Regions from separate parts of the Homo sapiens genome. Here region 1 is linked to region 2. The links are chromatin contacts, found by Hi-C or POLR2A ChIA-PET in ENCODE. All regions are on one chromosome and are shown on one strand. Each heading gives the region's core, a stretch centred on a gene start or an enhancer-like site at or near the end of the contact. The rest is flanking DNA. Distances are from core to core; before and after follow the strand shown.

Region 1 (6,749 bases), core at 2,372-4,871, 120 kb before region 2:
GGGTGTGCCATAGGTATGGGTTGGTTGGTTTTTTAAAGCTCCCCAGATGATTCCGATGTTCAGAAGGAAAACTTACCTGCCCATTAGTCTTTCTCCTCTCTCCATTTCAAGCCCGGCAAAAGCAAGGATTACGTTTTGCTCACCTCCATTTGCCCCAACCCCAGTGCCCACTGTGCTCAGTATCAGCTGCAGGTGAAGGCTCCCTACCCCACTCTGACCTTAGGGAACTCACCCAGATTCGACAGGGCCTGTAGTGTTGAGTTGCAAATGCCTTATTCAGGCTCTGAGAATCTCCTGGAGAAGGAGCTGAGGAGAATTGAGGGAAATCACTAAAGAGGTTAGGGCCCGAGAGTCTTATGAGATGTGACTGCTTGCTAAAGAAGAACTGGGCAAAATTGGTATGAATTTTATGGGCATCAGTTTGGGAATGAATATATCAAGAACCTTAAAAATATGCAGTTCCACCTTCTAAACATGTATCCTATGCAACTAGTCAAAAATGTAGAGTATCCTGTTCCCATAGAGTATCCTGTTCCCATTTACTGCAGAGTCATAGTAAAACATAGCTAACAGCCTAGATGTCCAACTCTAGGGGATTGGCTCAATACATTCTGGAACATGCGGCCCATTCAAGCAACTGTGTGACCATTAGAAACTGTTGCTTAAAATATTTGACAGCATGTGGAAATGCTTATGATAGTAAGTGGTGAGTGGAAAAAGACGAAAATTGAAACCATGTATAGATTATGACCCAAATTTCACTTTTTAAATGTTTATATGCCAAAAGAGAGTGAGAATGGATTGACCAGAAAGGCTATATATCCCAAAGGGCTAGATCTCTGTAGGGTAGGATTATGAGTACTCTATTTTTTTTTCTTTTTTTCAAAATTTTCTACCAGGATGTCTCTTACTTTTAGGATTCAGAAATAAAGTTATTTGGAACTTGGGAGAGGACCTGGAACAGACAGCACAGGACGGCAGATTCACCTTACAAATCGAAGGCTTTGGTGGAGCCTTTCAGATAGGAATGTCTTTGCCCTGCCACTTGTACTGATCTCCTCCGAGCACCCAAGTGTTGTGCTAAGAAGCCTTGAATGGTCCCTAGAGTTGGGGTAGGCAGCTTCTAGGATGTCACAGTCATTGAGGGAGACTCCCAGGCCAGGAACTCAGGCAGAGATGGGGGTACAGAGGGAAGTCCAGCGTGCCAGCCTCTGACCCACACAATGAGGAGTGCCCAAGGAGGGCAGGGGCTTGGAGAGGGATTAAGCCTACTCTCGAACTCACAGAGCCCCATGTGTTTGGGGAGAGAAACTGCTGGCACGATCAGGGAGCCAAGCAGTGCGTGACTCACATCACCCACCTCTGGCTTCAGGACCTATTCTGGAGCTATAGCCACATTTTAACCCATGGGTCTTGACTCACTTTCTTCAAGTGCTGAACCAAGGGCTGGGAGAGGGGGGTGGGATCAATTTTTAAACCATAGCCCACTCAGGTGGGTTGTAGCAAGACTTTCTGGACTCCTGTAATTATAGTCACTACCCTTCTCTAAACATCTTCCTCATGCAGTGTGTCTTATTTGATACCACTGCAACCCTGGAAGGAAGGTGTACTGGCATTGGCCCCACATTACAGATAAGGAAACCAGGGCTCAGACTGGTGACCTCATTCCTCAATGTCACAAAGGTAGTAAGAGGCCAGGAAGGGTTAGCAGTTCATCTGGCAAATGAGTGGCTGGCTAAGTAAGCCAGAGGCCCAAAGTGGCCACTGCCCTGAAGCCCTCCCCTTACCTGGAGCCTGAAGCCAGAAGCCAGTGGGCCTCTGGGGCCAGGGCTGAATGGGGGAGGCTGGTCCCTGGGACTTTGGATTGGGAAGCATCCTGCAGTTACTTGTAGGGCCAGGGCTCGTTGCTCTGAAAAGCCCTCTGTTTTATATCTCTTGACACAAGTAAGATATAGCAGGATAGCTAGAAACAAACAAATAGAGAAAGAAGGAACTAGAAGACATCCTTGTGCTCTGGTATCCACATGTGTATCTTTTTATATAATCTAGAAATGTATGTATTTCAAAGGTTTTTCATTCTGGAAAAGTCTGAAACCGACGACCCTTCTTTTGTAAAATAAAGGCCTTTGCGTATGTTCTTTGCCCTGCATTCATTGTATACTTTGCCTGGCCAGTACCTACTCAGCCTTCATATCTAAGCATAAATGCCCTTTCCTGGCAAAAGGAGGCTTTCCCTGCCCCTCTCCACTTACCTTAGATCCCCATTTATTTCCTGTACTCACACTTGATAGAATGTATCTGACTTGGGCTTCTCCATTTACTTGTGTATTTAGTTAACATTTGTACACTCTTCATGGGAACATAAGCTTCACAAGAGCAAGCCTGTGTCCTGCTCTGCTGGAGTCTGCATACACAGAGCCTGGCACACTGTAGGTACTTAAACATTGGTCGCACCAATGAATGGATGAAGGGTCATTGCTGGTGAAACATGCTCCTGGCCAACCACTGGAGGAGAGAGAAGCATGACTTTGTTCATGGCTAAAGCCCCACTGGTTTTTAGGAAACTTGTTTTGAGGAAAAACAAGTGCCAGGTTTATCTAGAAAAAAAAGAGAAGGGGCTAGGACCTCCATTATTACCAGTCGCCCTTGCTGAGTCCTTTACCTGCAGCTCTCAGAGCATCTAAGGACACTGCTGCACTGCCTTGTTCAGTAGCGTCCACATTTCACTTTCCTTCAGGTAGATCCCCAGTGCTTAGCTTAATGGGGCCCTAAATACATGTTGAATGATTGAATGGCTTTTGCAGATATATCATCTAGTTTTGCCCAGCAGGAAACTCATAACTAAAGTTAGTGTTCATCATTGGAGCCCCATTGCCTGGGACAACCACCATCAGCATCACCTAGGAACTTCTTAGAAATACAGATTCCCAGGCCCACTCCAGACCTGTTGGGTTAGCAACTTCTGTTGGGGCCCAGTAATCTGTGTTTTAACAAACTCTCCAAGGTAACTTTGATGCACTCAGGTCTGCAACCCCCTGATTTAACGTTGTGGTCCGTCATTCTCATCTTCTACTCCGTGCTATTGTATTTTAAGAAATCTTACCTCTTATTGCAATCTGCTTCCTAATCTTTGTTGGAATTATAAATTATAAAAGAGATGGCTACATCTAGTCCAGTTCTCCCCATTATACAGAGAAGAAAAGAGGAGAATCAACTTGCTCCAAGTCACTCTAGTAGGCCAGGTGCAGTGTCTCAGGCCAGTAATCCCAGCACTTTGGGAGACTGAGGAGGGAGGATCACTTGAGCCCAGGAGTTGGAAACCAGCCTGGGCAACAAAGTGAGACTCTCCCCCGCACCACCACCACTCTGAAAAAAACAAGTCATTCAGTAGTAAATTGGTGTTAGCGCTGGGGCTAGACACCAACTTACAGGGTCAGGCTGTCAGCTGGGCCACGTCCTGCTGTCTCCCAGACTATATTATAGGTTTCTGGAGAACTGGAAACGATATCTTATTTAAATTCCAACCGCCACCATTGCTCTGGGTACGGGCTACCTGTGGTCGTTCCCCACCCGTGTCTCCCTTAAGAACTGGGGCCTCATCTCCACTCCAGCTGCGCGTGCACGTGTGCTCCCGGCAGGACGCGCGCCCAGGAGCGCGCTGGGGGCTGCCCCGCCCCTCTCTCCCTCCCCCGCGGGTAAACTCCGGGCATCCATCAGTCTGTTAATTGCACTAATTAGAGATCGCAGAGGTGTTAATTGGAAAACCCTGGTATTGTGCCTGTTTGGGGGAAGAAAACGTCAATAAAAATTAATTGATGAGTTGGCAGGGCGGGCGGTGCGGGTTCGCGGCGAGGCGCAGGGTGTCATGGCAAATGTTACGGCTCAGATTAAGCGATTGTTAATTAAAAAGCGACGGTAATTAATACTCGCTACGCCATATGGGCCCGTGAAAAGGCACAAAAGGTTTCTCCGCATGTGGGGTTCCCCTTCTCTTTTCTCCTTCCACAAAAGCACCCCAGCCCGTGGGTCCCCCCTTTGGCCCCAAGGTAGGTGGAACTCGTCACTTCCGGCCAGGGAGGGGATGGGGCGGTCTCCGGCGAGTTCCAAGGGCGTCCCTCGTTGCGCACTCGCCCGCCCAGGTTCTTTGAAGAGCCAGGAGCCTCCGGGGAAGTGGGAGCCCCCAGCGGCCCGCAGACTGCCTCAGAGCGGAAGAGGCAGCCGCGGCTTTGACCCAGCTTCCTTCCGACGGCATCTGCAGGAGCCTCTAGGCCTGACATAGGCTCCGAGGTGCCCTGGCTCCCCCACGGGGAATGCTGAGGGTTGGGCCACTAGGTCCTGCCTAAGTGCAGGACCTGAGCCTCAGACAAATCCTGGACCTGCCAAAATAACTCGGCCTCCGGTGCTATCTCCCATTTGCCCCCAACATGTGGTAGGAGAGGCATATGGAAAGTCTGGGGTGGGGGATAAGAGCCCAGTATTAGCGAACCTTAGACCCCTGGCCAATCCCTACCTTATTGTATGGAGGCAGAAAGAGCACCCCAGTGACTTGCCCAAGGTCACACAGCTGAGCCTAGAAACCAGATGGTCTAATTCTCAGAGCCTCTGCCTTCCTGTTCCGCAGGTGTTCAGCTGCTCCTTGCTGAGGACCTTGGTGGCTGGGGGAGGAGCATGGATTGGGAAGATAGGGGTGTGTAGAGAAGAAAGGAGGACCTCTTGGAGCTTGCCCCTCATTACCAGAGGAAGCAGCTCAGATCTACACTGGGTGGAGTCCACTGTGAAAGGGACCCGGCTGTGACTCCAGCAGACCGACCATCAGTGCCTACCAGTATTCACTTAAGTACTGTGGTTTCATGTCCACATGCCAGACTGAGAGTGAGAAGAGACCTTCAGGACCACCTATTTGTATAGAGACAGGGAAGTAGAGGCTCAGAGAAAAGGGAAGGCAGAGGATTCACAATGGTGTGTGGCTGAGCCCAGGCCCCTGCCTGCTCCCCTAGCCAGGGTTCAGGCTCCTGTGGACACTGACTTCTCCTCCATACCCCACACCCTTGTAGTTACAGGGGACTGATAATCAAGGCCTCCCGCCAGCACCCTTCCCCATCCTGTCTTTAGCTGACTGGGTCCCAGGCACCCAGAGCCTGCTCACCCACAGTGCAGGGAGCACACCGGTGCTGTCGCGGCGCCCTGTGGAGAGGTGGGCAGGAGACATGAGGCTGCTGGTGTGCTCATCCTTGGCGGGCAGGTATCCCAGGGCAGAGGTGAGAATTCAGAAAGCACTTCGGAGTGCCTGTCATGCAGGTTTGGGGGGTATGTTGTTAGGTGGGCGGGAGCATGGAAGGAGGTGTATGGGTGTGTGTCAGTGGGGTAAAGACCCTGGAGGGGGCAGAGCATGCCACATGGGAATTAATGCCATTCACACACCCTGCGGAAATGACTTTTCAAATGCATATAATCTCAAGCATGCAAATGAGAGGCTTGCTTCACCCTGTTTAATATGAATGATCGGCCCCTGAATAGCTATTATTATACACCACATTGCAGCAATTATGTTGTTCACTGGGTGTTACTCTGTATGCCCCCCCCATAAAAAGAAAAGAAAGGAGCACCTCTGTCTGCATCCTCCTCCTTCCTTCTTTCTCTTTTTCCAAACTTACTGTCTGATCTGCAACTTTATGATACTCCTTGAGTGTTGGAAGGGGGCCACTCTCCCTAACCCCAGGGAAGTAACTGCCAGATTCTCTTTCCTTTCTCCTTTGCATGCATACACCCCTGAGGCTCTGGTCTTTGTCCCTTGGGGCCCAGGAGTTCTCAGATCTCAGAGAAGCTAGACTTGGAATCAGAGCAGGCAGCTGCTTTCCACCACCAGCAGAGCCAGGGTTGGGGGAGAGGCCCCCCTCCCTCCTGTCTCCCCATCCCCCTCATGTAACTGAGGCCCAGGCCCAAGTGGGGGAAGGTGCTGCTGGCTGGGTGGTTTCAGGGGAGGGTGATGGAGCCCTGTGCTGTGGCAAGTGGAGGATGGTGCCCACCCCATCCATCATTTCACCGCCACTAGCCCTCAGGCTGACATGGCCATTAAGGCCTGAGACCGAGTGCTCAATCTCTTCCGAACCATCACTCCCATCCTGCCCTTACTCCAGCCCAGCTCCTCTCAGAACTTAGGAGTGGAGCAGTGGCTGGGTTGGGGGAAGAGCAAGCCCTTGGGAACATACAGAGAAATTCACAAATACAGGGCACCCAGGAGGCCACTCAGACTTACTGGGACAGTGACACCCAGAGTCACAGATGAAGAGGGGCCACAGGAACAGGGATGTGGCTTCTGTGGACCCCTTGCTGTTCTCTATCTCCTCCCGACTCTGCTTCCAGCCAGGATGAAAGCTGAGCAAATGGCTTGGTAGAGTGAGGGAGAAGAGTTCTTCTGGAGTGAAAGGAGAGAATTTGGGAGTGGGAGGGAAATGCTTTGGGGAGCTGCTGCCTTGGGGAAGGAACTAGAGAAATCACAGTCCAGTCTCTTTCCGCAGTTTCTCATTGTTACCTACAAGGCCCTCATCTGTCAGTCGGGTCAGGGAGACCGTGTGGTTATAGGGTGTGCCTAGGCCAAAAGAGATCGAATTGGGAGGAAAGAAACTGGCTGGCTTCCACGGGCCTTGCTAAATGCTCATGTGGCTTCTATCCCTCGATGATCTCTGTGCAATCTGGGCCAAGTCCTTGACCTCTTTGGGTCTCAATGTCCTCACCCTTACAATTATGGT
Region 2 (6,200 bases), core at 3,105-5,604:
CAGCAACTGGAGGTATCAATACTCCTGGGGCATTTTCATTTTATAAGCAGAGGCTGGGCACACTATACACCCTGAAAGAGATGGAGAAGCTTCCCAGGCAGCTCCACAGACCTCTGGCTGGTGGAGATTTTCCAGAAGGCCTGGTTTGGGAGGTATTAGGGAGGTCCTTCTTGTCTTCTCGGTATTTCCAGCCAGCTCTGCCACCTCAGTCTGTCCTAACCCACAGTGGAGCTAAGGCATGTCCCTGAAGCCCGTGAGCCTTAGTTTCTCCAAGTGTAAAGAAAGAGGCCATACCCCACATCTCAGCTCTTCAGGCCACCATGGCATGAGGCTTGGTGACATGGCAGCAGGAGGGCCAGACCCGGGGGTGGAAGACACAGGCCAAGGGGAAAGGCCAATACCTGCACCACCCTCAGCCCTGACCAGGTCCGGCCTGTCTTCTTTCATGCCTAACAAGCCCCTAGCTCCTTGGCCACTGCATGGGTGAGAGGAGAGGGAAGGGCCCCCCATCCTGAGCCCTGCGCCAGGGTCCTCGCTGGCGGCAGGCGCCGGTCTCCGGCCTCACAGAAGACAGATAGCTCCCTTAATCACTCTGGAAAAGAACCCCAAGCCGATATAATATTATAATTAATTAATTCACTAAAAAGGTATTAAATTTCTCTCCCCCCTGTGGATATTATCTGAATTCATTGACCTTTAGAAAAATCACCCTCTAATTGTAACCAGGTCCAAAAGCATTTGCAGCCCGTCCCTTTTACATTAATAATATCTTCCCAGACTCGGCTCTGGCTGCTTAAATATTGTATAAATTCCACTGCCCCCCTTGGAAAGAACAGAGCAAAGAAAAAAAAGATGAGGCTGGAGAAGTCTGAGAGGGGGATGGGGCCTGGGCCCCAAGAGGTAGGAGTTCCAGGAGGTGAGGGGGCAGGAGGTACACCCAGGTGCCTGGGAAGGGGCTCTCTGGCGGCTGCAGCTGAGCCAGGCAGCTTGAAAGACAGGGGAGGGGCATGGGCTTTGAGATGGAGCACGGGGCATGGGTTGAGAGCTTGAGTGTTGAACCTGAGGTTAGTTTTTAGGAGGCTATGTGTGTGTTTGTCTGGGGAGAAGGTGTGTAGCATGTATCAGACTCTCATCTAAGTTAATGGCGTCAAACAGTAAAGGAAGAATCTCTGCTTTAAAGGAACCATGGATAATGGAAACATGGCATTCCAAGCAGCACATTCCAAGGCCCTGCAACCCCCTCCCCGGCTGCCACTCCAACTCTAGCCTCCCAGGCCCTGTTCTACAGATGGTGGAGCCGGCCGCCCAGCAGATGCAGTTGGACATGCAGAACTTCCTAAGGCTGAAGAGGTAGGTACTAACGCAGGCCGAGCAGCTGATGGGGATAGACAGATGCAGGAACTGGAGCTGAAGACAGCAGGGTCAGGGGCTGGGGCTCTGTCTGCATCCTCCACCCTCACCACCTCTGCTACCCCAGCAGCCTGGCTCCTGCCGAGGGCCCCACAATGGATCCAAGGGAGCTACTGCTTCTCGTCCTCTTAGCTTTGACCTCTTTCTCTGCTTCCTCTCCCACTGTACGTGTCTGTTTGTTCTCTAAGCCTCCCTAAAATGAAGGGGCTGGACAGGCTCATCCCTCCTGTGTCCACACCAGCCAATGTCCTTACTCTGCCTTTTTATTTTTTAGAAACAGTGTCTTGCTGTATTGCCCAAGCTGGAATGCAATAGCATGATCATAGCTTACTGCAGCCTCAAACTTCTGGGCTCAAGCAGTCCTCCCATTTCAGCCTCCTGAGTAGCTAGGACCACATGTGTACACCACCATGCTTGGCTAATTAAAAAAAAAAAAAATAGAGTTAAGGGTCTTGCTATGTTGCCGAGGCTGGTTTTAAACTCCTGGCCTCAAGCAATCCTCCTGCCTCAGCCTCCTGAGTAGCTGGCATTACAAGTGCAAGCCACCACACCTGGCCCTACTCTGCCTTTTAAAAAAGAATTTCCAGGCTGGGCACGGTGGCTTACACCTGTAATCGCAGCACTTTGGGAGGCCAAGGAGGGCAGATCACCTGAGTGAGGTCAAGAGTTCAAGACCAGCCTGGCCAACATGATGAAACCCCATCTCTACTAAAAATACAAAATAATTAGCTGGGCGTGGTGGCAGGCACCTGTAATCCCAGCTACTCAGGAGGCTGAGGCAGGAGAATTGCTTGAACCTGGGAGGCGGAGGTTGCAGTGAGCTGAGATCATGCCATTGCACTCCAGCCTGGGCAGCAAGAGCAAAACTCCATCTCAAAAAAAAAAAAAGGCCGGGTGTGGTGGCTCACACCTATAATCCCAGCACTTTGGGAGGTTGAGGCTGGCAGATCAGCTGAGGTCAGGAGTTTGAGACCAGCCTGGCCAACATGGTGAAATCCCATCTCTACTAAAAATAAAAAATTAGCTGGGTGTGGTGGTGTGCGCCTGTAGTCCCAGCTACTCAGGAGGCTGAGGCAGGAGAATCGCTTGAACCCGGGAGGCAGAGGGTGCAGTGAGCCAAGATTGCGCTACTGCATTGTAGTCTGGGAGACAGAGTGAGACTTCATCTCAAAAAAAAAAAAAAAAAAAAAAAAGAATTTCCTCCATGGACCTGACACTTGGAAAGGTGTTGTCCACCAAATAAATATTGCTGAAGGATGCATTGCCCTCTTATTGAATCAGAGTCGTTCATAATCACCAGCCAGATTCCATTCCAGCCACAAAGTGAGGGTCCTTCAGGCTGGTCTCAGAAACAGGAACACTTTCTGGTGGCTTATTGAAATACCGGAAGTAGTTCCTGGGCCGGCCTCAGCCAAATCGGTAGGACTGCAGGACTCCCAGGCAGGATGGGAGCCACCCAGGCAGACAGCTTGGAATGTACAATGAAGCTGAGACTCCCCCACCCCCACCAGCCGCGGCGGGCAGCTGCCTAGTCCTGGCCCAGGGCACCCTCTTGTGGACAGAACCCCACTCACACCCTCTGTCCTGTCGAATATGCAGTCCATACTCCAATGCCAGAGGTAGTGGCCAGGCTGAAGGAGCCCAGGGGCAGGAAAGCAGCAGGCAGGTGGAGGCGGGGATATCAGTGATCTTTTTCTTTTTTTTTTTTTTTCCTTTTTAAAAATGTTTTAAATATTTATTTCTTTTTAGCAGACATCTGCTGGCAGGAAGGGCTATCCGTGATCTTGAAGGGCTGTGAGAGGAAGCAGGTGGGCAGCCCTCCACTCCACTAGGTCAATCCCCAGGGTGAAGTGGAAGAGCCAGTGGGGTCGGGAGAGACTTCTCAGGGGCCTGAAGGACCGGCCTTGGGACTTCCCGGAGCCTTCATCCCCCGGCCAAGGCAGGCCAAGCCTAGTTAATCAGGTGTCTCACAGAGTTCAGGGCTTGACCCAGACGGGGCTCAGAGGGGTTTCCAGGGCATGGGTAAGTCCCAGGTGGTGGGGTGGAACCTGGAACTAGGAGGAGGCGCCAGCGCCCCGGCTGGCTCAGGCTCCACAAGGTCATCCCCGGCTCCATCTGACCTTGAGATTAATCCTGCAGCCTGCGCCAGCCCGGCCACCATCAGCGCCCAGCCGCCCGGCCCATTTTCCTTCTCTCCCCTCGCACGCTAATTGCTCAACGTTGATTTGATCTCCCGTTCGGCACAGAGGAAATTGCCCTATTAGCCATTTTCATCCCGGGATTTTTTTTTTTTTTTAAATTAGGCCCCTTCAGCCTCTCAGGGCGATGACGGGGAGCCATTTTGGTCTCTGCCTGAAGCGGCCGTGGAGAGCAGAGGGGAACTGGATGAAGCCCGAAAAGCCCTCTCCCTGTTCCCGCCAGGCACCGGGGCTCGAGCAGCCGCCAGTCGAACCCTGACTGTCCCCAGCCCATGTCCCCCTCCTAGGCGAGGTCATAAACACCAACGTCTCCAAGCAGAGGCCCAAGGACTGCAGCTCGGAGGAAAGGCCGCGCCCAGGCCTCGCTGCCAGAGCCAGAGCGGGGCGGGGGGACCCGGGCCCATAACACCCCACGCGCCGTCCTGGACTCCCATCTCCTCCCTGTCTAGCTCACGGGGGTCCCTTTCCCCAGAGCCCTAGCAGGACGCAGCCCCTCAGTTACCGGGAAGCCCGTCTGGCAGACAGAGCGCGAGCGCCGCCTCCAGAGCGCCCAGCTACAGCTTCTCAAGCCGGGTGGCCGCCCACCTGGGGAGGTCACCCCCAGAACAGGGGTGGGACAGAAGAAGCATGCCCCCCACCCCGGGCCCAGGGTGCCCCAAATAAGCAGCTAAGGGCGGCGCACTTGGTTTGTGAGCAACCCTCTCGCCACATCAACTAGTCTCGCTCCGGCCGCCGCTGGAGGTGTGGAACCGGCGTGGCCGCAGCGCCACCTCGTGGCCGTGAGGAGGGACCGTGCCCCCCTCAGCACCCAAACCCCTCGTCTTCCCCGGGCAGGGCTGAGGCGTGTGACAAGCGTGTTCCCTCTTCCCTGTACCCCCCACCCCGACTCCCTTCAGGCAGCATCCGCACTCTGGAGGGGGCCCGCTGGGTTGAATCCTCCCGTTCGCTGTCAGCCCTAGACCCACTCCAAAGAGACAGGACCAGCAAGTACAAAGCACAGTGTTTACTAAAGGCACAAAGTGAGGGGTCGGAGGGCAGCTGCTCTTCCGGCAGTGACCCCTCCCGCTTCTGGCAGCCCCCGCGCTCACACCACCTGGTGGAGAGCTATTAGCACCAAAGTGGGGGGTGCCCACCTGTGGGAGAGCCGAGGACCAGGCTGCGGGGTGGACCTCCTGCCATCTGAGTCCCAAAAAGGCAGGCCTGAGCACCCCCAGGACCAGTTGCCTCAGATGAGGAGCTTCCCGAACCCCTCAAGCATGTCCTTCACTGGTAATGAGGGGCTCGGGCTCAGAAGACAGGGAATCTCCACCAGGCCCTCTTCTCACCTCTAGAACACCCTGCCCCTCCCTGCCCCGCGATTCCATCTCCGGGAGAGGGGCTGAAGGCCTCTTCCCACTGCGCCAGTCAAGAGGGCTGCCCTGGGGGTGCTTCTCCTGACCCCACAGGCTGCCAGACAGGCACTAAGTCCAAACAGGGGCCAACGGGGAGGAGGGAGGCAGGGCAGGTGGCTACTTCACACACAGTGCAGCCTGAAGGGTGGGAGGGAGGTGCCCCTGGCCCTCCCAGCCCCCAGGCCGGCCCCTGTTCCCTGGCACAGGGGCAGCCAGGGTCACAGCACATCGCCCTCCTCCATGCTGAAGCTGCTCCGGCGGCTGCTGGCCTTGGAGGCCTCGGGGGACATGGTGGACAGAAGTGGATCAGAGGCCAGCGGTAGCAGTGAGTCGTCCAGGAGCATGAGGTCCAGATCCTTCTTGGACAGGCTGGGGAATGGGGAGCCATGCCCCGGCGCCAGGGGTTCGGGGTAGCCCGGGGGACCCTCGTCCTCCCTGCCCCCAAAGCTCAGGCTGTGGCTGAAGTCCAGGTGATGGAATGGGGATGGTGGCTGGGTGGGCAGGGGCAGCGGGGCTTGCGGGGGCAGAGCTGGCAGTGGCTCAGGGTCAGGGACCTCAGCCCCCAGCATCAGGGCCTCCCCTGGGCCCTCTTCGCTAGGCAGCTCCTGCTTCACCACCTGCTGGGCCAGCTCAGCCATGTTCATGCCGGACGGGGAGGTGGTAGGGAGGCCGTGCACTCGAGCCTGCATCTCCAGCTCCTGCAGGGGAGCAGACAGAAGGCTGGGGAACACACCTATGGGCACCAGCCACCAGGACCCCTCCCCTGGGCCTCTATCACAGCACTTGCCCCTGCCCTACGGCACCCAAGACCCAAAGTGTTTCCGCTGGAAGAAAGCATAGGGTAGCTCTAGAGTCTAGACCAGTGTTTTTTCAGACTACAAGTCGTAACTCATTAGTGGGTTGTGAAGCCACCGTAGTGAGTCTTGACCAGCTTTCTATTTTTTTAATTGAAATTGACTTGTCTAGACTAGACTAGAATAGAAATTATTAGAATGCATTGCATCTATTAAGGACGAGGGGAGCGTTACTTCATGAAACTGATTTTTCACTTTGTGCCTGTGTGTGCTAGATTTTAATGTAAATTGTGTCATCTACCATAAGAAAGAGAAACAAGGTGCAGTCCAATTGCCCTTTGTGTAAAGGGCCAGCCTCAGGTCTAAAGAGGACAAGAGGCCCTCAACTCAGAGCCAGGACTAGAACT

Evidence for each region. A loop is a pair of places that touch in the nucleus more often than their neighbours do. ChIA-PET counts read pairs that join two places held with the same protein, here RNA polymerase II (POLR2A). Pooled maps may share reads with other maps.
Region 1: a pooled map shows a loop between it and region 2 (3-fold over the local background). The contact joins two enhancer-like sites. A Hi-C loop is called at or near these places in 5 of 50 pooled maps. POLR2A ChIA-PET finds 5 or more read pairs at or near these places in 2 of 52 experiments (WTC11 and activated CD4-positive, alpha-beta T cell).

What each region holds. Positions count from the first base shown.
Region 1 is chr6:41,556,915-41,563,663 of GRCh38, forward strand. All of the region lies in intron 1 of FOXP4 (forkhead box P4), which reads left to right. Among named protein-coding and RNA genes, the nearest start is that of FOXP4-AS1, 12 kb to the left of the region's middle. RefSeq lists enhancers at 3,107-4,049, 3,782-3,831, 4,992-5,934, 5,935-6,749. Within about 2 kb of position 3,622, at least 16 of the 41 ENCODE cell types and tissues checked have a DNase peak (open chromatin) inside an H3K27ac peak, as active enhancers do.
Region 2 is chr6:41,679,382-41,685,581 of GRCh38, forward strand. TFEB (transcription factor EB) reads right to left here. Exons shown (of 9, transcript NM_001271944.2): 9 at 4,597-5,697. The coding sequence ends at 5,218. Among named protein-coding and RNA genes, the nearest start is that of MDFI, 44 kb to the left of the region's middle. RefSeq lists enhancers at 2,874-3,700, 3,701-4,526, 4,061-4,140, 4,161-4,340 and a silencer at 4,150-4,444. Within about 2 kb of position 4,355, at least 24 of the 41 ENCODE cell types and tissues checked have a DNase peak (open chromatin) inside an H3K27ac peak, as active enhancers do.